Linked DNA regions of Mus musculus: regions 1, 3, 4, 5, 6 and 7 are each linked to region 2. A link is a loop called in an ENCODE intact Hi-C map of the cell type or tissue named here. Cell type or tissue: heart. All regions are shown on one strand. Region 1 holds the start of Il3ra (interleukin 3 receptor, alpha chain). Region 2 overlaps Nek10 (NIMA (never in mitosis gene a)- related kinase 10). Region 3 overlaps Slc4a7 (solute carrier family 4, sodium bicarbonate cotransporter, member 7). Region 4 has its middle 110 kb from the start of Gm31804. Region 5 overlaps Top2b (topoisomerase (DNA) II beta). Region 6 has its middle 47 kb from the start of Oxsm. Region 7 holds the start of Slc4a7 (solute carrier family 4, sodium bicarbonate cotransporter, member 7).

The links. Peaks named below come from ENCODE experiments on the same cell type or tissue, not always from the same donor. Only the 100,000 strongest peaks of a DNase experiment are listed, where the experiment ranks them.
Region 1: a loop joins it to region 2, with 5 times the contacts of the local background. A loop is called at or near these places in 4 of 42 quality-filtered maps.
Region 3: a loop joins it to region 2, with 12 times the contacts of the local background. A loop is called at or near these places in 10 of 42 quality-filtered maps.
Region 4: it touches region 2 in a loop (4-fold over the local background); 3 of 42 quality-filtered maps call a loop at or near these places.
Region 5: it touches region 2 in a loop (5-fold over the local background); 7 of 42 quality-filtered maps call a loop at or near these places.
Region 6: it touches region 2 in a loop (9-fold over the local background); 15 of 42 quality-filtered maps call a loop at or near these places.
Region 7: a loop joins it to region 2, with 3 times the contacts of the local background. A loop is called at or near these places in 10 of 42 quality-filtered maps.

What each region holds. Positions count from the first base shown.
Region 1 is chr14:14,343,329-14,347,328 of GRCm38, forward strand. Il3ra (interleukin 3 receptor, alpha chain) reads left to right here and starts at 3,167. Exons shown (of 12, transcript NM_008369.1): 1 at 3,167-3,184; 2 at 3,682-3,860. The coding sequence starts at 3,803. In heart, a CTCF peak has its summit at 2,252 (motif pointing right); DNase peaks (open chromatin) are centred at 2,343, 2,863, 3,573 and 3,943; H3K4me3 peaks cover 2,127 bases; H3K27ac peaks cover 1,947 bases.
Region 2 is chr14:14,861,880-14,865,879 of GRCm38, forward strand. It overlaps Nek10 (NIMA (never in mitosis gene a)- related kinase 10), which reads left to right. Exons shown (of 35, transcript NM_001195229.1): 19 at 1,577-1,622; 20 at 3,514-3,635; 21 at 3,754-3,856. Among named protein-coding and RNA genes, the nearest start is that of Nek10, 43 kb to the left of the region's middle. In heart, a CTCF peak has its summit at 2,040 (motif pointing right); a DNase peak (open chromatin) is centred at 2,112; H3K27ac peaks cover 402 bases.
Region 3 is chr14:14,712,641-14,716,640 of GRCm38, forward strand. The region is part of intron 1 of Slc4a7 (solute carrier family 4, sodium bicarbonate cotransporter, member 7); the gene reads left to right. Among named protein-coding and RNA genes, the nearest start is that of Slc4a7, 12 kb to the left of the region's middle. In heart, a CTCF peak has its summit at 1,682 (motif pointing right); no DNase peak of the experiment used is centred here.
Region 4 is chr14:15,879,043-15,883,042 of GRCm38, forward strand. No RefSeq gene overlaps it. Among named protein-coding and RNA genes, the nearest start is that of Gm31804, 110 kb to the left of the region's middle. In heart, a CTCF peak has its summit at 2,411 (motif pointing left); no DNase peak of the experiment used is centred here.
Region 5 is chr14:16,378,808-16,382,807 of GRCm38, forward strand. All of the region lies in intron 1 of Top2b (topoisomerase (DNA) II beta), which reads left to right. Among named protein-coding and RNA genes, the nearest start is that of Top2b, 16 kb to the left of the region's middle. In heart, a CTCF peak has its summit at 1,588; no DNase peak of the experiment used is centred here.
Region 6 is chr14:16,194,630-16,198,629 of GRCm38, forward strand. No RefSeq gene overlaps it. Among named protein-coding and RNA genes, the nearest start is that of Oxsm, 47 kb to the right of the region's middle. In heart, a CTCF peak has its summit at 2,073 (motif pointing left); no DNase peak of the experiment used is centred here.
Region 7 is chr14:14,701,219-14,705,218 of GRCm38, forward strand. Slc4a7 (solute carrier family 4, sodium bicarbonate cotransporter, member 7) reads left to right here and starts at 1,807. Exons shown (of 26, transcript NM_001360504.1): 1 at 1,807-2,062. The coding sequence starts at 2,015. In heart, CTCF peaks have their summits at 1,667 and 2,315; a DNase peak (open chromatin) is centred at 1,633; H3K4me3 peaks cover 2,505 bases; H3K27ac peaks cover 1,651 bases.

The DNA.
Region 1 (4,000 bases), 520 kb before region 2:
TCATGAGATATGCTTTTAAATCTGGGTCTAGCTTTTCCGGTGTGTTGGGGTATCCAGGACTGGCTGAGGTGGGAGTGCTGGGTTCTGATGATGGTGAGTGGTCTTGGTTTCTGTTAGTAAGATTCTTACGTTTGCCTTTCGCCATCTGGTAATCTCTGGAGTTAGTTGTTATAGTTGTCTCTGGTTGAAGCTTGTTCCTCCTGTGATTCTGTTAGCCTCTGTCAGCTGACCTGGGAGACTAGCTCTCTCCTGAGTTTCAGTGGTCAGAGTACTCTCTGCAGGCAAGCTCTCCTCTTGCAGGGAAGGTGCACAGATATCTGGCATTCGGACCTGCCTCCTGGCAGAAGATGAAGGCCTGAAACAGGGCCTGTCCCAGAAGGTGTGTAGCTCTGTAGTCCGCACTCTCACCTGCATAGACTAGTCCCTGAGGGATCTGGGAACCAAGATGGCTCTCCCAGGTGCTCCGGCAAAGCCCTCCCAGGCAGGGCAGACACCTGTCCTCTTGCAGGGAAGGTATTGGATGTCTGGAGCCTGAAATGGGGTCTGCCCCAGAAGCTGTGTCACTTCTGCCTGTCCCAGAAGCTGTGTAGCTTCTGTAGTCTGCACTCTCACCTGAGCAGACTAGTCTTTAGGGATCCGGGAACCAAGATCCATCCCTTAGTTTCTTAGTCATCCCCAAGATCTAAACAACTTTAAAAGTCCCATAGTCTTTACATATTAAAAGTTCAATCCTTTAAAATATACAATATTTACTGGCTGGTTTTGTGTCAACTTGACACAGCAGGAGTTATCACAGAGAACAGAGCTTCAGTTGAGGAAATGCCTCCATGAGATACAACTGTAAGGCATTTTCTCAATTAGTGATCAAGGGGGAAAGGCCCCTTGTGGGTGGGACCATCTCTGGGCTGGTAGTCTTGGTTCTATAAGAGAGCAGGCTGAGCAAGCCAGGGGAAACAAGCCAGTAAGGAACATCCCTCCATGACCTCTGCATCATTTTCTGCTTCCTGACCTGCTAGAGTTCCAGTCCTGACTTCCTTGGTGATGAACAGTAATGTGGAAGTGTAAGCTGAATAAACGCTTTCCTCCCCAACTTGTTTCTTGGTCATGATGTTTGTGCAGAACAGAAACCCCGACTGAGACACAATATCTTTTAAAATCCAAAGTACTTCCTTCAAGAGCAAAAAATACCAGGGCACAGTCACAATCAAAAGCAAAATTTAATCTCCAATTGTCCAGTGTCTGGGATCCAACTCACGATCTTCTGGGCTCCTCCAAGGGCTTAGGTCACTTCTTCAGCCTTGCCCTTCTAGGCTCCAGCCGCCTGTACTCCACTGCTGCTGGTCTTGGTGGTCATCTCATGGTCCTAGAATCTCCAAAACACTGCATGATCTCTTCAGTCCTGGGGCGTCTTTTGCAACTGAGGCTGCACCTCACCAATGGCCTTCCATGGCCTCTCATGGTGCCAAGGCTCAGCTGCTTTGCGTGACCACTTCATTCCTTCAAAACCAGTACCACCTGAGTGACTCTTACACATTACTAAGTCCAGGTTCAGCACGAGGTACAACCTTGGCTATTTCTGGAACACAACCTCTGTGCTTTCAGAAAACACTTCCCAGAAGATGTCACCTCAACGATGCTGGTCTCTTCTTAATCACTGCTAATTTCTTAGCTCCAGCTAACCAGCATCAATAGTCCCAGTAATGCAAAATTTTTGCTTTAGTAGTTCTGGTATCTTGTTAATCACAGCTGATTCTTCAGCCGCAGCTAACCAGAACCACAGAATCTTCATAATGGTCCTGAAAAGAGTAACAATGGTCCTGAAAAGAGTCTTTAACTTTCCCTCTGAAATTTCACAAGCCAGGCCTCCATCGTCTGCACTGTTCTCATCATTATCTAACATCCCACAGAGCTGTTAACACGGAATGCATCTTCTGGCCTGAAGCTCCAAAGTCTGTCCTGGTCCTCCCACACAACCAGGCTGTCACAGGCATAGTCGTCCCCACAGGGCCAGGCTGTCATGGGGATGAAGACCCCACTGTGCTGGTACCCGTCTGTCTTAGCGTCTGTCTTACCTGCTGAGCCACCGACCGTTCGTCCATCCAGCCTCTCCCTCTCCCCCTCCCCCCAACCCCACCCCACCCCACCCCACCTCACTCCACCCCAGGTTCATTTTTAAGGCAGAGCTGTGAGGATCAGCAAAGGGCTACTTTCAGCGGACGCACGCGTCGTCCTGCAGGGGGCACCAACCCCGGGACTCGGATCAGGAAAGGTCACGTGACGCGGTGGCCAGGATGGCGGCAACAGCAGCTTCACTGCAGCACAGGACAAATTCTGCGCCTCTGCCCCGCCCCCTGCGTCTCCGCTGCGCGCGCGCCCCCGCATTAACAAAAACGGAAACGGAAATAAGGCGGCCTGTGAGGCATCCCCGGCCTATCCTGACCCTGCGGTCACTATGGAGGGGGCGGTGTGCAAAGCTCTGTGCGCGTGGGCCGGGTGGGGCGGCCTCCTAAGCACAGCTGTGACGTCCGCTGTGAGCTCTGCTCTCACAGAGTGTGTGGGGGGGGGGGGGGATGAAGACAGGGCAGGGTCCGCTCACAAGTTAAGTTCCGTGGGTCTCAATGGGATGCCTTCAGGCATGAGGCAGAGCTGAGGCAGGAGGATGGCAGGTAGTGAACAACCGCTACAAAGCAGGGGTATGATGGCAGCTGTCAGTGACTGCGGGTGTGAGTGAGGCAGGGGGATTCCCGTGAGTAACGAAAGAGCTGAGGCAGGGGGATGACTGCGAGTACAGTTGCAACGGATGACAGGAGAGCGACTTCCTGTCTGCGGCAGGACGTCACGCCCGCTCGCCCGTGACTGACGGGAACGACTTCCAGTTTCATTTTTTTTTTTTAATAAACGAACGCGATGACGCGGCCGGCGTGGCCGTGGCCGCCCATCACCCGCAATCGCGGTCATCCTCCCGCCTCAGCTCCGTCCATCCCTCCCGCGTGACTCCCGAGGCCCCGCCCCGCCCCCACTATCTCAGGAAGTTGCTCAATCTCGGGACCATGGGCGCGGTCGGGGCGGGGCGGGGCCTCTGGGGTCACGGGCAGGGTCGCAGTCCTCTGCCCTGTAAGCAGTTCCGACCCCCAGACCCCCGAGGACAGGAACGGACGCCGCCAGCGCCGTGGGCGCCACTCAGGTCCGGTCCGCGGGGTGGGCGGGGGTGGGCGGGGTCAGGGGGCGGGGCCTCGGCGGTCATCCCCCTGCCTCCGTCCTTCCTTCTGCTCACTGCCATCATTCCTGGCCTCAGATCCTCACTCACAGGCATTCCCCAGCCGTCGCTCCCTCCCTCTCTGCTTTTCTGTGTCCATCGTGATTATCCCCCTGCCTCAGAAACTAACTCGTGGTCATCCCCCTGCCTCACACTGTTTACTCGCGGGCGTCTCCCTGACTCCGTCCCTCCTTCCGCTCACTTGCCAGCATCCTCCAGCCTCCGTTTCTGCTTCCGGTCACCGCTGCCATCCCTCTGCCTTGTCATCTGCACTGATGGACATGCTCCTGCCTCATGCTGTTCACTCCTGGGCATACCCATACCCCTGCCTCGCGATGTGACACTGGGGACAGTGAAGCTGAGGCAGGGGGATAACCGCGAGTGAGCAGCTGAGGCAGGGGAATGACCGCAATGGACCATGACAGGAACCAGAAGCATCGTGAAGGGGTCGGGATCAGGAGGTGGAGTCCGCTTGCGCCCCGGCCCCGCCCCTCACGCCCCGGCCCCGCCCCCAGGCCTCCGAGGCTCCAGCCCCGCCCTCCTATCATGGCCGCCAACCTGTGGCTCATCCTGGGGCTCCTGGCATCCCACTCTTCAGATCTGGGTAGGTGTCTTCATGGGGCAGGGCCTATGCTCGGGCCACGCCCCCCACTTCCTGTCGGTCGGGGCCCCACCCCCGGGTGTCTCACAAGACTCAGGCCCAGCCCCCTGGCGAAGGATGGTGTCACCTGTCAGTCACCCAAT
Region 2 (4,000 bases):
GCAGGGCCTTGGATGCAAAACAGTTGAGCTTACAAACCAGAACACACCATGTATGCTTAGCTACTGAGTTACTGCATAGGAACAGGAGAAAGACACCCTTAATGGAGTGCTGGGAATTTGAGAAAGACCACCCTCCAACTTCAGTCAGCTAAAGCCAACCTGTTGACACCCCTCAAGTCTGGCTTATTAAATCTAAAATGTAGGTTTTGTTTCATTTCCCCTTTCTAGAGCAGGCTTGTGTAGTCTAGGCTGGTCTTAGCCCTGCTCTGTAGTACAGACTGACCTTCAGGACCCGCCCCCCCCTTTCCTGGCTCCCTGTCCTAAGTGCTGAGATTAGGGGTGGGCCCCACTGTCTTCTGGGTTATTTTTATTATCATGAATATGTGACATAATCGCTCAATTAGCTGTCATTATGAAGGAGTATTGGAGGAAAACGGAGCGCAGGCGAGAAATGGGAATTCTTTCTGTAATCCGAGAAGATGCTGGTTCCTTTCCCAGCTCTCCTTGTTTGTGCATTTCTGTTTCTAAGTTCTAGGAAGCTGCCAGCCTCACTGCGCCCTGCAGTCATGTTTGCTTGGTGTCACAAACATGGTCTTTATTCATTGAAACCTATAGTTTGACATCACTAAGTTACAACAAAAGTCACCACTAATGGATTAGATCGCAAGAAGCCATCCCATCCGTTCAGAAACTCATCCTGTCCCCACTTGCTAGTTGATTTGGGTGCTAATTTGTTTAAGTGCGTTTCCTAAGAAAAAGGGTCCAGAAGAGGCCAATCAGGGTGCCACAGTTTAGATTTTGATGTCACTGAAGATTGTCCCTCCTGTGGGAGCCACCTGAACCAAAAAGAAGGATGTCATGGAATACAGAAGCCATAGGTACGGGAGTGAGAGACCCTGTCTGCTAAGAGGTGACAATGAGCACAGCACAGAGGCTTCGAACTACCAGGCTTAGAGAATGGCACAAGTTGGCATTATTCCCTGTTCCATGCAACTGCTGGTGACACCTTCCCATCCCAAGTGGGAAAAGCAGCAGAAAGGACACTTCCAGGGCTGAGGGACAGACAAATGTCACTGCTGCCTGGGAAGCCACATCCTGGCTACTCTGCTGCTGATAACCCTGAGACCGCTGGGTTGGTGTGAGTAGCAGCTACGTGGGCCCCACTCAGAGGGACACTCAGAGGCACAAACCATTTATAGACATCATGGCAATTCCTCTGAAACAAGACACTTTACCTAGAAACTACATTCTAAATAAATAGTTGGAGACATTTTACACCATTTTTCTTTTTTAGAACTTTCTCCCTCCCTGTGTAGCTGAGGCCCAACCCTGGGGCAGAGCATGCTAAGGGAATCGTTAAGGAACTGATCAGTCCTAAACCTGTCCACTGCCCATTAGGAAGTGCAGCATCTTCTAGCCTGGTTCACAAAGGCATGGAGGACACTGTCTCTTTCATTAACTTAAAAAAGTCATTTAAAACCTTAAATGGCAGCTGGCAGTCTTAGATGAAACTTCAGTGTACAAAAGCTTGTGTTTTGAAGAGTCTGATAAGTGTTTGCTATTTGTTTTCTTACAGCTTTATCATCCCAATGTTGTACGTTATTATAAAACATTTTTGGAAAGTAAGTATGAATTGCTTTCTAAGTAAGGAAACATATGTTTGTTATTTATATACATTTATATTATGTTGGCAGAAAATAAACCCATTCAGCTATTTTCTACTGGCTTTTATTATTAGGCATTGCTTTCTTAAGCAGTAAAATAATTTTTTAATTGATGACCTGAGAATACTTAAAATATTTTGATCTGTATTATATAGAGGCACAGTGTGAATAAACAAAAATAATTAAATTATTGTACAGAAAAGGAACTGTAGAAGAAAAAGAGAAAAGAGAACTAAAGCATGATGTTTTATTTTTCTTTTTGCAAGCTCACAGCAGCATCTAGTGGCATTTTCCACCCCTAATAAAATGGATTGGACTCCGCCTTCAAGGTTTTTTTTTTTTTTTCTCACAAATTTCAGTAGATGCCACCAGGTGGCGCCAGAGTCCTGGCTGAGCCTGCAGGCTGGCTGGCTTGTTTCCTGCTTGTGGGATGGAGAGCACAGTCAAACAAAGCCAAACTCAGTCGCTTGTTTACAAGTGAAGGAAGTATTGAACTTAACCATCTGTAGCATAAAATCCTGAAGTATTAGCCGGGCATGGTGACTCAGTCCTTTAATCCCAGCACTTGAGAGGCAGAGGCCGACTGTGTGTGTTTGAGGACAACCTGATCTACATAGTGAGTTTCAGGCTGGGCATGGCTGCATAGAGAGACCCTGTCTCAATACTAAACAGAAGCTGTTCTGTATGCAGCTCAATTGCTATGTTTTTACCCATTTCCCTTCTTTAAGTGATTTAGATGGACTCCTTCCTCCTTACGTGCTAGTTCTTAATATCGGGATTATTCCTGTAATTAAAGCTATCAGATTTAGTTCCTGACTTAGACTGAAGTAAGTACAAGTCATTACAAAAACAAAACACTTAACCTGACGACTTCCAAAATAAATTGAAGGAAACTTAAAATATGTATAATATTACCAAGTTATAAACTATGATGAAGAAGACTATAATTTGAGAAAATGAAAACAAACAGCTAAGCATAGTGCAGGCAATATGTATTTCTTGGAATGGTGAAACTTGGGAATCTATAAATGTCCGTAAGAGAGATGCTATATGGTTTATTCATTTTTGCAATCCTGTGAAAGGCAACAGGAAGAACAGTGTGCTTACATTCATGCTGCAGTGTGAGACTGGTGGAGAAGCCAGTGGGCAGGATGGGAGATGTCTGTCCTTTGCAGGCAGATTGTGTATGTGTGTATTTTGTGTATGTCCAACAGTCAGAAAAGACACATGTCACATATCATTATTAGTAGTTCAAATTGGCTTTAAAGGAGTGTATTCAGAGAACAAAAACAGCAACAAGAAAACCAAAAACCCAAACAGTGCTAAACCCTTGTAAACCCTAACATAAAATCAGAGTCCAGGTCTCTCTACTCGAGAGGGGCCTAGCAGTAATCTCTGTCATGGGTAGGTGCTTTAGTCTGTGTTATTGCAACATCATAGCGTGATCCGTGGGTAAGTTTGTATGACATAATCTATGTCACCATACAAAATGCAATTTATAATGCGGTTTTCTGAACGTCTTATTTGATCCGAGGTACTAAGAGGCAGGCCTCGTGACTTGAGACAGTTGGCTTACTGTCTTTGACATGGTTCAGGCATTCTATGGTATAAGCAGAAAATGATTATGCTTGCCAGAGAGGAGAAAGTCTGGAGTCAGAGGAAGTTGCTGCTAGGCTGTGACTGCCCCAAGGGCAGCTCTGTGCTCTGCCAGCATTCAGTGGATCCTGACACTAAGTTTTCCGTTTTGTGCTCCAACACTCCTTGGAAAGCCCGGGTTCTAATTTGTGAAGGTTTTCCAGGGCTTTATACTGACTTTACATTTCTGTGACTCCTTTTTGCTTTTGCATAGATGACAGGTTGTATATCGTTATGGAGCTGATAGAAGGAGCCCCACTTGGAGAGCACTTTAATTCTTTGAAGGAAAAACATCACCATTTCAGTGAAGAGCGACTGTGGAAAATATTTATACAGGTACACTACACCCTTCATTGAAATTTTCTTTATACAACAAAGTTCTGAGCTACCTTAGAGATACACTGTTGGTTACGTATATGGCAGGAATCAAATTTGCTTCCATTCTTGTTTCAAGCTGTGCTTAGCTCTTCGGTATCTGCACAAGGAGAAGAGGATTGTTCACAGAGATCTCACGCCAAACAACATTATGCTGGGAGATAAGGACAAAGTGACAGTTAGTAAGTATAAAAGTCTTCAACTTTTTAACTGAAGAAGTTCTGAATGTCAGTTGAGAAATGCACCCCATTTCAGAGTGGTGGTGCTTGTCAGTAGAACTTTTGGCATAGATGGAAATGTTTTCTCTGAGTTGTCCAGTGGAGTGA
Region 3 (4,000 bases), 150 kb before region 2:
CAAGGTTTTAAGGTTAATATTTGGGAAAAATGCGTTTTTCCCCATCTCTTGAAGTTTTTTTTTTTCATTAATGTATTTTGTGTGCTCATGAAAATACAGCACCTTACTATGAAATACCAAAACCCCACTAAAGGTCTTTTTCTGTTGTTGTCTTGAGACACTGACTTGTTTTGTAGCCCAGGCTGGCCTTAAACCTACAAGTAACCTTTCTGAGTTGCTGGGGTGATAGCATGTGCCAATATAATCTGAGGGCATCTTAATTTTTTGTTTTGAGATGAGTTTTAATTACTTTATTGTCCAGGCTGTCCAGGAATTTAGTACTTCTTCCTTAGCCCTTCCTAATGCTACCGTCACAATGTGGTCATTTGGGTATTGTTTTTCATTTAACCTGAAGTAAGGGTTTAAGTAGGTTATAAGTATTGAACACTAGAAAAATGCAAATCAGTTTTCATCAGTTTTATATGTTTATTCGTTTTTTGGAAACAATATGTATTTTACTTGTCTGCTATTCCTTGTGTGGTTTTTGCTTGATGGAAAGCATAGATTTTTATGTACATGACCAATGACAAGGATTTCCAAGCTCATATTTGATAACAGCTGTTTGCACTTTTCTGGAAATGCCGTAATTGTGCTATTTCTATTCCAACTTTAGAATTACTATATAGTAGGAACCTTTGGTGCTCATTGTAGGCATAATGTTTTTGTGCACTGGGGAAAGTTTACCCTTGTGTTATTCAAATGATGGTTTCTCTGCCCTCATATCTTTTTTCAATTGGGACACTTAATTGTAATGCTTACAACAACAATCTCCTGGCTCAAGTTTGTGTCAACAGTTCTTACCATTGATTCTCTGCCTTGTCAATGAATGCAGATCACCTAATGGGTGGGCAGAATACAGAATAGGGTGGAACATCTGCCAATCAGAGGAAGGAGATAGGGGAGAGACGGAGATTTATATCATGGAGGAGGATGGAGGATTTGGAGCCATAAGGAAGAGGTCCAGAGAGAGATCATGGAAACACACCTGAAACCCACAGAGGCAGATCAGTGATAATAATAATATGCACATATCATGGGATGGGGCTGGGAGGTAGCCAGATTGGTTTAGGGAGTAAAGGTAGATCATTTAAATAATCTCAAATGACTGTTAGTTTATCTGTGTAATTATTGAGGACTAACAGGAAGAAAATATAGCACCAGATTAAATCACTGTTTACATTTCTAGTAAGAGTACTTTTTTATATAGTTCATCTGCTTTTAGTTTTGTCATTTGGGGTTTGTGGACTCTCTTTGTGACTGAAGTTGGGCCCCTAGCCTCATGGTGCGTTCCTCAGTGGGGCCTTTTAGGAAGAGTGAATGTTCTACTCCAATTGTCAGTCTGTCCAGGAGGAACTGCCGTGGGTAGTTTTGCACACGCACCTGCAGGGTATAGTTTCTCTTGGGAATATTTTTGCACTTGGTCTCCAATTTCCTAGGAATTTAAGATTCATTCAGAGTAAATTTAGCCCTCATTCAACTTTAATACTTTGTTTAGCTGTTTTATTTAAAAAAATAGGAAATTTGAGAAGTCATCACAAGTTCTTACAAACTCTTTCAAAATATGAGAAAATTAAAAGGTGGCACAACACATGTAACACACTCACAGTCAGTTTTCACACACAGTCTTACCACCACCAGATGGCCCCAGGCAGCCAACACAGCTTATGTATCCTCCTGCCTGCTGCAGTTTCTTAAGTGCTGGATTATAGACAGGCATGATTATTACCCTGTTGGCTTTATGCATTCTACTGCAATCCAGTTATTTGACTAATCTGTTTAATTAAAATCTATAATCTTAACCTTATTTAGAAGGATCCAGAGTAGAGACTCAGTTGTGAGAAAATGGAGCTGAAGCCAATGAAAACAGTGGTTTCTGGGGGACCTGAGAAAGAAATACATGTCAGACAAGAAGGTTAGAGGTAGCTACTCCCTGAGATCCTGTCCTCATTGCCCTTTAGTGTTTGCTTATCATTTCTTGGAGCCCAACTCTGTGCTCTCAGAAAGAATCTGGGAAGTTTAAACACGGTGCTAATAGCTAGAAAAAACAAGAGAAGAATTTCTGTTTTCTTACTGAGATAAGAATTAACAAATATGAAATAGTAATAAAGAATTCAGATTAAAGCATTGTCAAATTATTATGCAGCCGAACTGGCATCTTTACAAAATTAGAGCAAATGTTTGCTGCCTGCATTCAAAGCTACTCTTTGCAGCTTCTTTTGGACATTTACTTCAACAACCCATGTTCAAATGATAATTCGTAGTCAACAGTCTCCATGCTGAACAGATCATACACTAAAATTGCAAGTACATTTATAAATAATTTTAGCAAATGTTTTACTTAACATTCTTTAAAGCGCAGAGATCCTAAACATGTTCCCAGTATTCTTTTTATATTCTCTAACGATATAAAAATATAAATACCTCTTGGTTGGGCCAGGTGGCACAGACCTGTAATCCCAGCCACTTGGGAGGCCAGAGAACATTACAAGTTGAATCCCCATAGGCACCACAGTGAGTTCAGGGCGCTCTGGGTAACTTACTGAGACCCTATCTCATAACAAAAAGTAACAAGGGCAGGGCTATAGCTTGGGACTATTCTTTTTTAGCATGTGTGGGGCCCTAATGATAGTAACAGAACTAATAGTGTCAGAAAATAAGAAGTGAAGAAAAACAACTCAGAGGTCATCAGACCAAAGATTTGGCTCTGGGTGATTTCTTGACCCTTCTTACATATTTGTTAGCACAAAAGCAAATTTTATGAGCGTAAACAGAAGAAGTTAAAGAATAGGAAAGTGAACTGGACTAAGGCAGGAAGATTGCCAGCTTGTAGCCAGTCTGGGCTACATTGTGAGGCTCTGTCTCGAGAGAATATTTGAAGAATAAAACAGGGGAGAATAGTATAATAATAGAGGAATTTCATAGAATCTTTGGGAGGTTTAAGTGAATCGAGAGAATATTTGAAGAATAAAACAGGGGAGAATAGTATAATAATAGAGGAATTTCATAGAATCTTTGGGGGGTTTAAGTGAATGCAGGTGATATTATTCATCTGGAAAACTAATAGGAACTATAAAACAAGTACCCATTTCTAAGAAGTAATAAATAGAATTATTTTTTTCAATATCAGACTTTGTTATTCACTCATTTAATATATTTATCAAGGAGCAGAGATACAGTATTTCAAGACTCAAATAGAAAAAAATATGTTCAAGTCTAGTAAGTTGAGAATGGTTGAGTTGAACAGGAAGGAAAAGTACACAGAGGTGACTCAGTATTCAGAGCACTAGGTGCCCTTCTAAGCACATCTGTGGCAGCTGTTAATCCCTTGCAACCATGTGGTGCACAGACATACATGTAGGCAGAACACGCATACACGTAAATAAATAGCAAAGTAGACCACAGACAATGGTAGAGAAGGGAAGTAAGGTAGACCTTTGGCTTAGATTCAGTCTGAGACCTGTGGGTGTAAATTGGGGACAGCACTATCTCCTCAAGAGAATGCTAGAGACAATTCTGTGGAGGTTGGAAGCCAACTAGAAAATTACATTTTCCAGGCCAGCGAAGATAGAGGCCTGAACTGTGATGATCAGAGAAAGTAAAAGGAGAAGCAGGGTGCCTTAAGATTCTTAGGCAGCTGAATCCACTATATTTGGCACTTGAATAAAATAATAGAAAATCATTGGACAATAGTCATATTTCTACTAAGCAGCCAAACAGGAGTGCCATATTTACTGAGGTAAATGCAGAGAAAACAGTGTTAATTTAAGTTACCTTCAAGATGATTTTCTAGGCCTCAAAATAGGCCTCTCTTGTTGTTTTGAGACAGAATCTTCCCTTTATAGCCCTGACTGTTTTGGTGCTTTTAATGACCAATGGTTCTCCTGCTTCAGCTTCCATATTGTTAGGATTACATAGATGTACTCCTGTCTTAGGATTCAGTGTATCTTAAACAGAATTGAGC
Region 4 (4,000 bases), 1.0 Mb after region 2:
TACAATTTAGCCATTGCCATGTGTGTCTATATGAAGAAAACTGGGCTCTGAACACCAGCACAGAGTGAAAAGGAAGAAAAGGACAGAGACAGCATTTCTACGGGAAGCCCTTGGAGTTCATAAAAGACTCAAGCATTGAGGCATGTCCCAATTCCGCTTCTAGCAGGACTGAGAAAGGTTCCCCACCACTGTCACATCTACAGAAACCATCGTGACCTAAACTCCTTCTGCTTTTCCAGGCCACAGATCTGCTCACGATGATAGATCAAGAAATTCAGGGATGCTGCCCTTCAATTATGAACCCACTGCTCAGAAGACATTAGCTCTCTCTCCTGTTGAGTTTTGGTTCTGTTGCTATGTATTATAATGCTAAATTCTGTTCCCCCAGGTCTAGTTGCTTCAAAATACAAATTCTCATGTATGTCAACTTTTGTTGTGCAAGCCTTGTTCCTTTCTTTAAAACTACTGGTTGAATAAAGATACCTACAACTTGTAGCTGATGATAGATCGTCATCGTGACGATCTATCGTCGTGAGCAGTTTTGTGGCCTAGGTATGCAAGGCTTTGGTTTCTGGACTTGGGGTCACAGGCAGATACCATATGGAAGAGAAGAATAGTAAAGAAGAAGACACCATGGGGTAGGTAGATCACATGACCATGTGGCTAGCCTGTTGGAGTAGCAGTGGCCCAGGCAGAACATGGCAAGTTTTATCTCAGGGTTATTGACAGGGAAGTAGACAAAATAGCATAGAGGATTGATATCTGCCCAAGTCTGGTGCTTTAAGGCGAATGCTTTAAGGCAAATTATTATAAATATAAATGGTTTGTGTCATTATTTGGGGACTAAGTGATCTAAGGTGGGGTGGAAACCTCAGTTAATATTTACCACAACACTCTCATGCCTTTATTAGACTGCAGCCTCCACACCTTGGTCGCTTCAACTTCCACAGCTGCTCCTTTTTAGCAGCCTGACTGACCCCAGGGAGTCTTTGCTTTACATTATTATTTAAAAAAAAATCTTCGAAGCTGGATTGAGTCTTTGTCATAGTAAACTTTAGGGTTATCATAGTTAGAACCAGTAAGGACTACACATTTCTGTGTAAGCCCTTGTGAGGGTTGGGCTTCTCTCTTTAGCCATGGTAGCCCCATAAGGATGCTTGTCAGAGTTAGCAGTTGCAGGCCAAAAGCATACATGTAGGTTTTCCAAATAGCAGCCACACCATATTCTAGAGCAGCCTAACCTGCACCTGTCTCACTAATGCAGAAACAATGTGGACAGCAATTTCTGCCTTCTGGTCTACTCCTAGCACAGTGCCAAATGAAAACCTCGAGAGGGACCCAAACAGACGTTAGAAAACAGTCTTCAGAATGTGTGTATCACAAATACTCCAGACCTGGTATTCAAATCCACATACCCTGTCCTGGTAAAAAGTACCCCTCCACGCATACCAGCACCTGCTATTCATTACCTCTGGGAGCCAAAAAGACAATTACAGTTGGCAGTTTCTCCAGAGAAGGAGCTCCAGGAACACAAAGAAGAAAAGGTACAGTCCAGAGTCCCTGTCATGACAAAAGGAGCATCAGTGTGCTGAGGCCTCTACCTGAGATGACCTGTGTCACCAGCCTTGGACCACGTCAATGGACAAAGTTTAAGATGGTGCATCCTGAACTCCCAAGTGTTCAGAGGCTCTGGGTGCATGTGAATTCCAGGGGGATTAAGTGAGGTACAGAGTACCTACCCAGATCTCTAGAGTGAAATGCACCTCTGTGTTTCCTGGCAACAAGAACTTGTCTCTGCTGCTCTCTAGGCATGCTTGCAATGTTCAGGACAGTCCTCATGATAAATTAATGAATACTAAAAACTATTCGTGCCTAGGAAGCAAGATGATTTTAAAATCCTGGGCATTTGCTCAGGAGTGTCACCACTGAATCTTTCTGAGTGGCTCTTTGTCATTGCCAGCTGTGCTGCATGGTGGAGGGTGGCTACAGCAGCCCTGGCTGATGCTCACAGATTCCCAGTTATAACAACTAAAAAGTCACCTCACCTCTCCAGATGCCTCCTGGCATACAGAAACTATCCTTAGTTGAATGCTGGTCTGAAGAAACAGAAAAGAAGATACAGGGACACCCTCAATATCAACAAATTCCGACAGAAGAATCCCAGATAGTGTGAAAACTTAGGCACAATATCCAGAAAAGAGGAAGAACACACCCACCAGGATTTCACTAGTCAAACTTTGGCCTAAATCAAAGTGATATGGAAAGTGAAAGATTGTCCAGCACATAAATGGACAGCATGTAAGAAGTTTCGAGATGTGAGTTTCAAGCTCCTTCACCTAGAGTGAGATAGTGCTGTCATCAGAACTCAGTTTCTCTTCAGTTGGACTCTGCTCTGCTGCATGATGGCTCCTCCTAGTGGTGGCAAAGCATTCACCACTACAAGTCTACCCTCCCATTGACTCAGCCAACCAGACAGGACAAAACATCTCTCAAAATTCTAAAGGAAATGGATTCCCACTGTGGAGTTCCTTTGTACCACCTTGGAGCACATGTCCACTCCCAACACAGCAGAACTCAGGGGCCACCCAGCAGTGAAACACTGAGAGAGTGGGTCTAATGAAATATGGAAACAAGAATAGGCTAATCCTACCCATAAAACTTAGATTAATGTTGGGGTACAGAAGGGTATCTAAAACCTCAAGATGATACTATTGATTGGGTGGTCAAAGAAACTGGCTATAACAGTGCAAATCAGCAGACTGTGCCTGGAGAAGGCAGGCACCCAGGGGGAAAGCAAAGCTAGATTCCAGTGCTGCCTCCAGGATACCAGCAGCTCACAGAGGATTCTGCTTACAGCTGTTTTATTTAAATTCTGTTTTGCCAGATATATGAGTACTTATTAAACATGAAGAGGTTTATGCATTCAAATAGCAACACTAATCTTCGCCCTGCCTGCCTCTATTTGAATACCTTGACTTTCCTTCTGCCCTTTCTGAAGATCCCCTCTGGTAAATTTGGATTTAGAACAGCCCTCCCAGCTCAAAAACAGGCACTTCTTATTTTCTGCTGCCCACAGCCAATGATCTAAGGGTCACAGACTGAGATATGATGACCACCAGAACCAGGCTAGGAACAGGAGAGGGAGAACAGTACCATGTTACCCTGGCAATGGAGGGTCATTTCAGTCTTACATAGCTAATGAGCAGTCTGTGCCCAAGAAAATGTATTCATACCCAGTAATGTGTATAAGCTGAGGTGTCCCTTCCCAGGCCATACTCCCGACCCATTCTATGTAGACTGTCTAATTTCATCAGTCCTAGCTCTGTTTGGAAACTTCTGCCTCTGGTGATTTGGTGCACCAAATGCATGAATTATACAAAAATGAAGTGAGTCTGTCAGTGTTCATAAATTTCAGGTTGTTTTCCACAGTACCTTAAAAACAATGACTTCTGTTTGAGGCAACACCAATCTGCAGGGACAGAGCATGATCTGCATCTGGGTCACTGACCTCAAGATTCTGGTGGCTCTTAGGAGTAGGCTCTTGGGTCCTCTAGTAACAGTAAGGACATACATCTCTGAATGACAAAATAGTCATTCATTTGCAAACCTAAGGATGACTTCAAGTGACACAGAGGGAGGTTGCTCTGCATGGGAGGCATCTGCATTTATTACTGTCATTTTCTGTTGGTTCTTCACTGCACAAGTTTGCAGGCCCTCTTCAGTGTATTAAAGAGAGCCTTGCCTCCATCTATGGTCTGCACACAGCACACTGAAGGTTTCAGGTCTGTGTGCTCACAATCCTAGCTCTACCTCCTACCAGTAATGACCCAAAGCCAGTTTCATATCTCTTTGACTCCCTAAAATGGGGCATGCCAGTCAGATTTTGCTGCCATTTACCAACTAGGCCTATGCAACACATGGCTGTGTCAGTAGACACTGCTATATTGTTTCTAGGTCAGTCTTTATCATCTGAAAACAATCGTTGTTTTTGCATCTGCTG
Region 5 (4,000 bases), 1.5 Mb after region 2:
CATGTGTACACTCTACATGACTAGTTACTTGGCCTTTGGTTGATCTTTCTCCTCTGGAATTTTAGGCAGTGTATTAATTGTATATAGTGTATATTATTTGATGACTCTTTTTTTTTTTTTTTTTTAGTAAGCATTCTCTTTTCCAATTTATTCTCATGCCAAAGGAACTTCTGTAAGGGAGGCAACAGTAAGGCTGAGGGACTTGAATCTTAATAGACTCCTGTCTATTAATTTTAGATTTAGTTCTATGCATAGTTTCTTAATGTATGCTATTGGTTCAGCATCTTCATTTTAAAAATTTAAATGTGGTACCACTTTGTCTTGATCCTGTAAGTTTTGACGTCTTTTTTTTTTTTTTTTGCTTTTATTTATCCCCATATATTTCCTAAGTTATTTTATGATTTCTTCTTTGATTCTTAAATAGTTTACAAAAAACGTTTTAGTCTGTATCTGTGCAGTAACTGATGGGAAACTAATAGAACTCCTTAGTATATGAGAATTGTTTTCTTGTATTGCTGTCAGGATTCTCTCCCTCGTGACTTTTTTTTTTATGAGATTGGGAATTGAACTCATTGCCCCCTGGATGGGCCTATGGCTTATCCATGGCGTTGGCAGTTTGATTATGTATCTTAGTACAGGTTCCTTAGGTTTGTGCTTGCTTGACTGTGAACTTCTTAAATTTGTCAATTTCTCTCCTCATATTTGGAAAGTTCTTCCTATTTTTATCTTCTCCTTTAGACATTGTGTAACATTCTGTTTGACTGATGATAGCCTGTGAGTCAAGTTCTTTTAATTTTTCTTAATTCTTTCTTTGGTGGTTCCTTTGTCATTGTCATTTCTTTCTTCATAGTTACTATTTTTTCTTGTGATTGGCCAAGTTGAGTCTTCATATATTTTAAGTTATTCTTCAGTTTTAGTAACAATGTTTGAGTCTTTTCATTTATTTTCTGTTTATCTCATTTTGTTTACTATTTTGCTGATTTTCTGGTTTTGTTGTGTATCTGGACAGTTCCCTGAGCTGCTTCTTACCTCCATCTCTCCCTTTCCTTTATCTTCTTGTTACCATTATTTTTTCCTTTTCTCTTTCTCTCCTGTCTTCTCCTGTCCCCTCCCCTCCTTTCCCTCCACTCTTCTCCCCTCCCCTCAACATCTTCTCTAAGCCTAGTCTAAACTTTATTTATAGCAGTCCTTCTGCCTTAATTTCTCAAGTTCTAGGATTACAGATGGGAGCACCCACAGCCCATGGAGATTTAAGTCTATCCCTTGGAAGGTTTTGTGTGTGTGTGTGTGTGTGTGTGTGTGTGTGTGTGTGTGTGTGCTTCCCCTTTTATTTATTTGTGTTGCTTTCTCTCAGGGTTAGCTCTTCTTAACAGTCTGGTTCTAGTCTGGGTGGTTTCTGCAGCTAGTTAGTCCATTCAGAGAGTCACGAGACTTTGCAAGCCATTTCTAGGGGTGTAGCGTCTCTGGGCTTGTTCATGGAAGAGCATTGTCTGTATCTTTATTTAGGGAACAGTCTGGGCAACTCCTCTGCCCTACTGTGTCCTCTCACACACACTGTAATAAGCCATGGTACTAGAGCTCCACCTAATGTCTATCCTTAGAACTACAGACTCTGGGTGCTGGACTAAATCATTTTGATTTCCTTTGTTCTCAGTTCAGCTACTGTTGCCAGTGCTAGATTCAAGAAAGACAGCAAACAGTCCCTGTGGTAGCACTTCTACTTTCCCTTTGAAGGGAAAACTCTGGGAAAGAAGTTGCATTTCCTCCCGTCCTGCCTTGCAGAGAGGGCTCCTGGGCGTGGATGTGGTTTTGTATTTTTCACTCAAGAGACAGGACCTCTTAAGCAGTCTCTGGATTTCTTACAAGGACGAGTGATTCATTTATTACAGTTTAGTCTGTGTTTCAGTAGGGAAGGGGGTTTGGGGTTTCCTAAACTTCAGTCTTGTTGACATTAAACTATGTGTTCTGATTTTTAAGGTTTAATTCTTTGAACTTGATAGGTTAGATTCTCACCTCTTTTTCTCTTATATCCATTTGGGAGTAGATAGAAGGTAGGGTGGTGGTGGTGGCAACCATTTGTTAAGAAGGTGCAGGAATGTGGTTAACTTGTTGAAAATGTTTTGAGATGCTGTCCATCTCCAGTTATCAGTGCAGTTTAGCAAAAACTCCTAAGGCAAATTTCAAAATCTAAATTATGTAGACACTGACTTCAGGTTGACTTAATATTGAAAATATTTTCATTTTGATGTATGTTTTAGAGTTATAAACTTGATGAGAAAGTTTTTTTTCCCTATGTGCTTGTTATAGGTTTGCAACCTTTATGCCAATAGTCACATGCATTGAGACGCCTTTCTAAGTTATTGATAGAAAATTACCTTCCTTTGAATTAATATGTCTCACATTTTAAAGTAATTAGAGAATGATTTTAGTGATTATGATCTTTGTGCTAACTATTCTGAGGACCTGTATAGGTTATTACTTCTCTCTTTGCTGTGATAAAATACCTGAGAACAAAGCTTGAAGAGGACAGAGATTAGAGTGGAGGGTCCAGTTCATTTGATTACAACAGACAATAATTACCTTGTAAACAATGGACCACCAAAATGGTAGCTGCAGCTACATGAAAATGTTCCCAGTTGGGAGATGTTAGTTAAATCCAGGACAAAATGGGGGTAACTCTGGGCAGTTCAGAGGGGAAGACAGGTGTGAGAGTGGCTCTAACTGTGGGACCAGGCCATACTGCAAGCTGATTGATCATATTACATGTGCATTCAGGAAGCATAGTGCTGGTGATGTCCTTGTTTTCTCCTAGTGTATTTACTTTACATAAGCTGCTCACAGTCAGGGTAGCTTTTTTCCATTTTTGTTAAACTGTTCTTGAAACATCCTCACAGATACATCCACAAATTTTGTCTTCTAGGTTATTCTACATTTCATTAGATTGACAATCCCATCACAGTATGCATTTTACAAATAGTTTATTGCTATAAACATCGTAAGCCGGGCGTGGTAGTGCACGCCTTTAATTCTAACACTGGGGAGGCAGAGGCAGAGGCAGGCAGATTTCTGAGTTCAAGGTCAGCCTGGTATACAAAGTGAGTTCCAGGACAGCCAGGGCTATACAGAGAAACCATGTCTCAAAAACCAAAAAAAAAAAAAAAAAAAAAACCAAAAAAACAACCCCCCCCCAAAAAAAACAAAAACCAAACAAACAAACAAACAAAAAAACCATTGTAATAGTTCATCTTTTTGGCCATTTAGTTTATCATCAAACTCTTGACAGAAATAGAGTATGGAAACCTTATGGAATTATTTTCTTTTGTACAAAGCTATTTTTAAGTGAATTAGCACTATTAATAGATAAGTATATAAATGAAAGAAAATATGACTATAGCAAAATTCAGTAAAATTAGTATTTTAAACATTATTAAGTGCCTATATATATATATATAAATAAATTCATGACCTTAAGAAATTACAGTTAATATTTGAATTCCCTAAGGTTTTTCTGTTACAAGTCCTATTTTGGTATGTTTGTTTAGATTACTCAAAAGGCATAGATTTTTATTTTGCAACATATATAGTGACATTTTAAAGATTTAATTTATGACATGATATTATGTTTATATTAAGAAACTGAAAATAGGCCATCCTAATTTCCTTTATTAATAAGATGCCATATTAGTCAGCATTCCCCAAAGCTGACTAATCTAAGAAGGAAATGCTCTGTTGCTGTGAAGAAAAGGGGGAGTCTTTAGACTTAGAAGTTTGGTTTGGTTCTCAGATGTTGTAGAAATAGTTACCATTACTTAGCTCTATATCATTGGAACTGGCAGAGGAATGAATCTATAGATGCTTTAGTATTAGGTCAACCTCAACTGAAACTGGCATGATCTACTAAGATGAGCAACCTGAGCACTTTCTAACCATGATAATCTTGGCCATATTGTATTTATTAACTACATCGACTATTTTGTGTGACCCTCAGAGCCATTCAGTT
Region 6 (4,000 bases), 1.3 Mb after region 2:
TGTCTGTCAAAAAAGGAAAGGGATGCCGACATTTTATTTTAAACATAAGAGAGATGAGCTATGTCACATTGTTCACAAGGAACAACTTCCGAACACTATCGATGATGTGGTGGGGGGGAAGAGGAGAGGAGACTCCATTGTGTGAGAGAGTCAGATCATCTATTTAATCTTGCCTGATGCCGTGTGGTGCCATGAATTTCCAACTCCAGTGAACAGCTTTTGCTATTTATCTTTAGGGGTATGCAAAGATATCCTGGGACTTTTAATAGACTAATATTCCCTCTTTGCTTACTCTCTTTAAAATAGTTCATTATTTGGTTGGTTGGTTGAGTGACTTGTGTGTGTGTGTGTGTGTGTGTGTGTGTGTTCCCATAAGCATGTCATAGCATGTATGTGATCAGAGGACATTTTGTTTGTAGGAGTCCATTTTATGTTCTTGTTTCAGGTGCCTTTCTCCAGTGAGCCCTTGCTCTGGCCCCTTGCTACTTCGCTCTTTATGATATTCTGTTTGCATACTGAGTTATCACATTAGGCCTCAGCCAATTCTGTCCTCTAGACCTGAGTACCATATTATACAACTTTAATCTTATCTGAGACCCAAAATTCAAGCTTTTTCTTCTCTATTTTGTTAATTAAGCACATCACTCATGAGCATGGCTATAGGTTTTGTCTTAGGGTTTCTGTTGCTGCACTGAAAAACCATAACATAAAACCAAGTTGGGGAGAAAAGGAATTATCTGGCTTACACATCAACATCAGTGCTCATCATTGAAGGGAGTCAGGATAGAAGCTCAATCAAGGCAGGAGCTGATGAAGAGGCCATGAAGGGGTGCTGTTTACTGGATTGCTTTCTTTAGATAGAACACAGGACCACCACCTCAGTATGGCACTACCCACAATGGGCTGGACCCACCCCCATCAATAGCTAATTAAGAAAATGCCTTACAGCTTTGTCTTGTGGAAGCATTTTCTCAGTAAAGGTTCTCTCCTTTGAGATAACACTAACCTGTTTGTCAGTTGACTTAAGACCAGCCAGCACAGATTTCCAGCTCTTACACCAGCTGAGTCAGCAAACATTCTGCAACAGTGATTCCTCCTACCAGTATCTTCACTGTCACTGAAAGCTCGGAGGAATGGCTCTGCATCTGACTTCCTTTCTATATGCCATCTTTTATCAACACTCCAATACTGAAGGTTACCAAAATCAGATCTCCAACTTAGAGGGCTGATATAAAAAACTCCAGAATGAAAACATATTGCTTCCCCTTTATTTCTTCTTATAGAAAAGGATAATGTTTAAGGAAAGTCAAAATATTCTAAAACAAACAATATGCTTCTTAAAACTAACGACACTCATGACTCTCGACCTCCATAGCACATGAGTTTTTGTGCTCTGTGCCCCTGATACCCGTGAGTGCTGGTGGCATTTGCAGTTCCAGAAGGTGGCAGTTTTTGCTTTAAAATTCATTTCCCAGACCTGCATTCACAGTCCTAAGCCTAGTAAAAACTAGAGAACATTTGTTGAACAAGTGTCCGTGCTAAAGTCTACAAGAACTGCAAAGCAAAACATTACATCTCTAGTACCCACTAACTTGCAATCCATGTCCTGCTTTTCTCCAGAACTCAGTTTCATTTGGAGAGTAAAATGAAAGAGTTTAGCCAGTGAGTCTTCAGGTTTTCATTGGCTCTTTTCAGTAGCTGTATCAGCAAACATAGAGGGTGTTGTTCAAGCAGGGCACAAGTAGCTTTCTACTTGTGAATGTCTCTTGCTGGAGAGACACCATAGGGAAATTTTTTGAGGAATGGAATTTCCATTTTTCATGGATTCTGCTGGTCTTGTCCTTAATAAGTAAACATGATTGTGCCTTTTGCACCACACCACGCCTATGCTACACGGGGTTTAAAAATTACAGTTTTTCAAGTTTGAAAGAATAAGGACAAATCAGGTCTACCTTGTGACATAAAAACATTGTTAGAAACAAAGTGTTATGTTGAAAACGTGACAAAGAAACATTTACTCAAACATTTTTAAAAATAAACTAGTTCAGTTTAAGTGAAAGGCCTATTAACCATCAAGGCTTTGGCTCCATCATGTGGCCGTTTGGATTTATTTTACTTTAGTGTTCATAAGATTTTTTGTTTTGTTTTGTTTTGTTTTCAAGATAGGGTTTTTCTATGTGGTCCTGGCTGGCCTGGAACTCTCTCTGTGGAGCAGACTGGTCACCAACACTGAGATCCACCTGCCTCTACCTCCCAATTGCTGGAATTAAAAGCATGTGCCGCCAATATTATTTACGAATTTAAAAGTGCGTGTATCTAAACTTTACAGCATAACATTTTGACCACTGTATATATTATGAAATGATTACTGCAATCAAGGTAGTTAGCATATCCATATGCTAATATCTCTCATAGAGACCCTTGTATATGACAATAAACCTTAAAATTGACAGTTCTGGAGCTGGAGAGACAGCTCAGCAGTTAAGAAGAGTATTTGCTGCTTTTACAAAGAATCCAGGTTCAGTTTCTTTCTTTCTTTCTTTCTTTCTTTCTTTCTTTCTTTCTTTCTTTCTTTCTTTCTTTCTTTTTCTCTTTCTTTCTTTCTTTCTTTCTTTCTTCCTTTCTAAGATTTATTCATTTATCTTACGTATATGAGTACACTGTAGATGTCTTCAGACATACCAGAAGAGGGCATCAAATCGTATTAAAGATGGTTACGAGCCACCATATTATAGTTACTGGGAACTGAATTCAGAACCTCAGGAAAAGCCATCAGTGCTCTTAACCACTGAGCCATCTCTCTAGCCCCGCAAGTTCAGTTTCTAATTCTCAGGTTGGCCACTTCACAACTGCGATCTGGCACCCACTTCTTGATTGACACACATAAACCCACACAGAAACATATAAATAACAAATTATAATTTAAAAGGCTAACACTCTTAAGAACACCATGTGCTGTTGTTACCTCTGTTAACTGTGCAGCACATACGTGTTCAGGAACACACTTATAACAAGCTTTGGACCTTGATAAATCTCTCCACTCTACAACCCTCTTCTTCCTCTTCCTCCTCTCCCTCTTTCTCTCTCTCTCTCCCTCTTTCCCTCTCCCTCTTCTTCTTCTTCACTCCTTCCCTCCCTCCATCTCTCTCTCACCCTTCCCCCTCTCTCATTTTCTATATTCTGCATTTCTGTGTGATCAAACAGTTTGTCTTTCTTTGCCTGGCTCATGCCCCTTAAGCATGAATGTAGTACAACTTTTTAAAACTTATCTCCAACTAGCTTACAAATGAATGAAACTCAGACTGTGGTTGTTTTATTTAACTTTAACAATTACTGGGATAACTCCTAGTCTACTTTTCTAACTGCTGTCCCAGCTACCTCCCCAGCAGTATACTTCAGATACTTGCTGTTTCTCCTGGCCATGTTCTCATGGTCAATCTCTTCTCATGACAGCTCTCTTTTCTCTTATTATTCTTCCTCCTTCTTCTGCTGGTCTCTCTTCTTTTTCCTCTGTCTTCTCCACTCCTAACCAATCCCACCTGCCTCTAATCTCTCCAGCAATTGGCTTTCACTGACCATTATTCAACCAATAGTTTTAAATCCGTGAACAGGGTTTATACAACAAAAGCTTATGAATATGAGAATTCACTCATAGGCCTAGACCTTTGGATACAGAAGTTTCCACTCCACCCACTCCACTAGTCCCTTACCCAAATTCATGACTTTTGGGTTTGTTTCATAACCCGTTTAGTTTTACTAGGGCCATCTGTGTGACTATTGGATTAGAACTCTCCATGATGCCCAAGAGGGTCACCAGTGGGTCCACAACTTAATGTAATGAGCCTCTCCTCACTGAATCTATAAACAGGAAAGAGTTGTCATGATGGTTACCTCACCCCCTATTCTGAGCCACTCCTCCATCCATGCTGGCCCATAATTATGCAGATCCAGTATAAGTATATGTAGTTGCTATGAATTTAACATTGCAATGGTTACTCAG
Region 7 (4,000 bases), 160 kb before region 2:
TAAGTACACCGTAGCTATCTTCAGACACACCAGGAGGGGGCGTCAGGTCTCAATATGGATGGTTGTGAGCCACCATGTGGTTGCTGGGATTTGAACTCAGGACCTTCAGAAGAGGAGTCAGTGCTCTTAACCACTGAGCCATCTCTCCAGCCCTTCACTTCTCTTTCTTTACTGACATCTTTTAAAATTATAGTGAGGTATTAGAATGGTACAAAAGAAATCTACATAGTAGAACCCCGAGTTACTTATTTCTACAAGTCTCCACTTCTTTTATCTGTAAAATGGGAACATAACACTATCCTACTCTATTTGGTGTGGTTATATAGAATGATATAATCTGAGTAATTTATAAAGAAAAAAAAATTCTCACAGCTCTGAAGATGGTGGGAGGACTGCATTTCATGAGAGAGACTTCTTCCTGTCTACCCGAATCTGAGAGCAGAAGGTCTGATGGACATTTGTGAGAGAGCAAGGGACACCTTTGCAGTTCCAGACCCATGGTTTATAATGTGCTCATGAACTCCTAAAGGCCTTGTGTCCTAAATACCCAACACCATTGCATTGGGGATTAAGTTTCCAATACAGTTTTTTAGGGGACACAGTCAAATCACACACAAATATACTTTATAGTATTGTGTGGATTAAAGAGGGGCCATATTTGCAAAATGTCACTGTCTGTAATTCTAGATCTTTTCAAATGGTAGCTGTTATTAATGGAAGCACACCTGTTCTTGGACAGTCGTGTGTGAGCCTGCCCTGTACCTCTCTGGGAAATTTAGAACAAAGCCAGGAGGGGTCTGGGACCCAAAGCAGTACCCAGTACACTTTGCTATTTATTGATAATGGGTTAGGGATGAGTCTTGACCTGATGATAAGTATTTCCTTTCATAATCGAATTTAGATTTTCTCAGCTCAACCTTTTATTGTCTTTTTTTTTTTTTTTTTCTTGAGACAGGGTTTCTCTGTGTAGCCCTGGCTGTTCTGGAACTCACTCTGTAGACCAGGCTAGCCTAGAACTCAGAAATCCTCCTGCCTCTGCCTCCCAAGTGCTGGGATTAAAGGCGTGCGGCACCACTGCCCGGCTCTTTTATTGTCTTTATCAACAACCTGTTAACAATAGTGATAAGCACACCACAAGTGACACACCTTCACAGAGGGACAGAAATGTATTTAATCCTTCAATGTCCATTTGTGATGGAGACCATCACCTCCACACCCAGGTAGATAGTAGACAAGCACCCTACCTATAGGGTCGACCCAAGAGTGGGACAGGTTGTGGAACTAGGCCAGTGCAGGGAGTGCACTAGGCAAGTTGCTAAATGTATCCCCTCTTTTACAGGGTCCACGATAGAGTTACCTCTAGGAGAGAAACTTGCAGAGGCAGAGAATGAATCTGGCGTCGTCCTGTTTCTCTCCTGCTTGTAAAACACGTGGTGAGGAGCTGAATGGGGTGATGACCCCATTCCACTTCGAAAGTCTGTAGAACTTCCGATTCGAAAAACCGAGTTCCACTCTCAGCCTCGGTCAATTAAGTCTTTACAAAGAGGGGCGGGGCCTCCGGGAAACTGACCTGGGGGGCGGGGGAGGCGACAGACCCTTCCGAGCTGCTGATTGGCTGATACGAATGTCTGTCTTCTTTTGTCTCCGCCCTACCTCCAAGCCCCTTAGCCACTGGAGGCGGTCGCTCGACGCCGGACCTGGTGCCTAACAGGCAGGGGGCGTGCTCCGGGGGGGGCGTGCCGGAGCGCGCCCCGCCCCCGCCCCCGCCCCCGCCCCCCAGCCCCGCCCCCCGCCCCGCCCCCGCCCGGGCGCCGCTGCCTCCTCCGCGCCGCGTCCTCTGCCCGTCTCAGTCCTCGCGGCACGCCGTTGCCTCTCTCTCCCGGAGAACGTCCCGCGCTCGCAGCGGTCGCCGCACTCCGGGGCCAGCTCTCGGCGGCCAGCGCTCCGCACAGGGTCTCCCTCCGCGTGCCCGTCTCTGCTGCGGTCGCGGCCTCTCAGAGCTCCGGGGCGGGCCATGGAGGCAGACGGGGCCGGCGAGCAGATGAGACCGCTACTCACGCGGGTAAGGAGCGGGGAGGCCGAGGCCCGCAGACAAAGGCGGCGTCGCGGCGGGGCTGCCGGCGGCCTATGCTGGCGGCCGCGCGCCGCCGTCGCCTTTGTGTGGCGGGGGTCGCAGGGGACGGCCGGCTTCGAGCCCTCGGGGACGCCTCTCCCGAGGACGCGTGTCCGCCGCCGCAGTGCCCGGCTCTCAGACGCGCGGCTCCGGGAGCCGTGTTCTCCCGCCGCGTGGACGCTGCCGTCCTTCAGCCCAGGCTGCTGTTCCTGCCGCCGCCGCCGCCTTCAGCCTGTGGCCGGAGTCGGGACCGGCCGTCGGGGCCGGCGCTCTGTGGCGTGTTGGGTCGCAGGCCCAGGAGAAGCACCGTGAGTGCAGTGTCCTCCTCCGGGCTCCATAGAAAGAGAATGGACCGAGAGAGACCCCAGTGCTCTGCGCCGCGCGTCCCCAGTCCAGCCGATCCCGCTTTCCCAGTGCAAGCAGCCTGAGTAAGGGCGGACTTGGGACGCGCAGAAACTGGGCTCTCATTTAAACGGGGGAGGGGGCGGGGGGCACACAAGTGGCCCGTTCTCTAGAAACAGGAACGTGTATGTGCCCTACAGAAGAAACTGCTTTCTCCTTTCAGAGTCTCTGACTCAAAGGATGTGGTGGTACTAATTTTCCTACTTCCAATTTTTACTCTGACCAGTGAAATGGGAGGGAAGGTTGCAGGGATGAATTTTCCAGTCTTTTCAAAACAAGGAAAAGGACATTTTGCCGGTTTTTTTTTTTTTTTTTTTTTTTTTTTGGTAGAATTTTCCTTAAGGCTCCCTCCTCTCGTTACTTTAAAAGTTATTGTGGAGGCCGTGGGCGGTGATCATTCATTACTTCACAGTATTCAAATATAAACTCTTTAAATATAAAGGAAAACTTCGGTCTTAAGACTGTGAAGTTCTGTAGTGGTTATGGGTTTGATGGGTCACAGTGATGAAGTACTGGAAACTCCTTAGGATTCTTTTTATGGCCTTTGAATGAACCTTCAGGACCTTCTCCAAGACTATCTGTCAAATACACTGTTGCTTGTTCTTAACCTTATTTGCACATTTTCAGCTGAACAGTAAACAGTATCAGTTTTCATAAACCTGGGTAAAAATGTTGTATTCTCTATCACAGTCTATTTAGGCAGAAGTCGTCATACACAGTAAGGCTATTGCCATTCATCCGTCCATCCATCCATTCATCCATCCATCCATCCATCCATCCATGCATGCATTCTGTGCAGTAGCTTATTGAGAACTTATTCTGTAGTGTCCAGAGTAGAAGCACTTTTTTCCGATAGAAGCTTCATTCAGAGGGGTGTGGGTGTGTGTCTACAATAAGGGACAGGATAGGGGACAAACAGATGGCAAGGAACTCAGTTCTGGTATTAGTACCATGATAGGAGAGTATTTTGGAAGGTCATACACCCTAAGTCTTTGGGAGAATAAAACTTGGCAATAATAAACTTACAGAAAGTAATAATAGAAATAAGGGGCTGGAGAAACGGCTCTGTTGTTAAGATCATTGGCTGCTCTTTCATAGGACCCAGGTTCATTTCCCAGCACCCACTTGGCAGCTTACAACTGTTTGTACTTCCTCTTCCAGGGGAGATACACCTTCATACAGACATACATGCAAGCAAAACAGCAATACAAAATAAATTATAATACAGAAATAAAATTGCTTCTAGTCTGGAAGCAGCAGTGACAATAGGTTAAAATAGTGGAGAGCGTTCTGCTTTTTGGAAGGTGGAAACATGCTCACTTTACTTTGGTAAGTGAAAACATAAAAATGAGATACTGTGATGTTTGTCAATTATAACTAACTTACTTTCTTTCTTTCTTTCTTTCTTTCTTTCTTTCTAGACAGGAACCCACATCGTCCCCAAGCAGGCCTCAACCTTGCTACAATCCTTCTGTTTTAGCCACA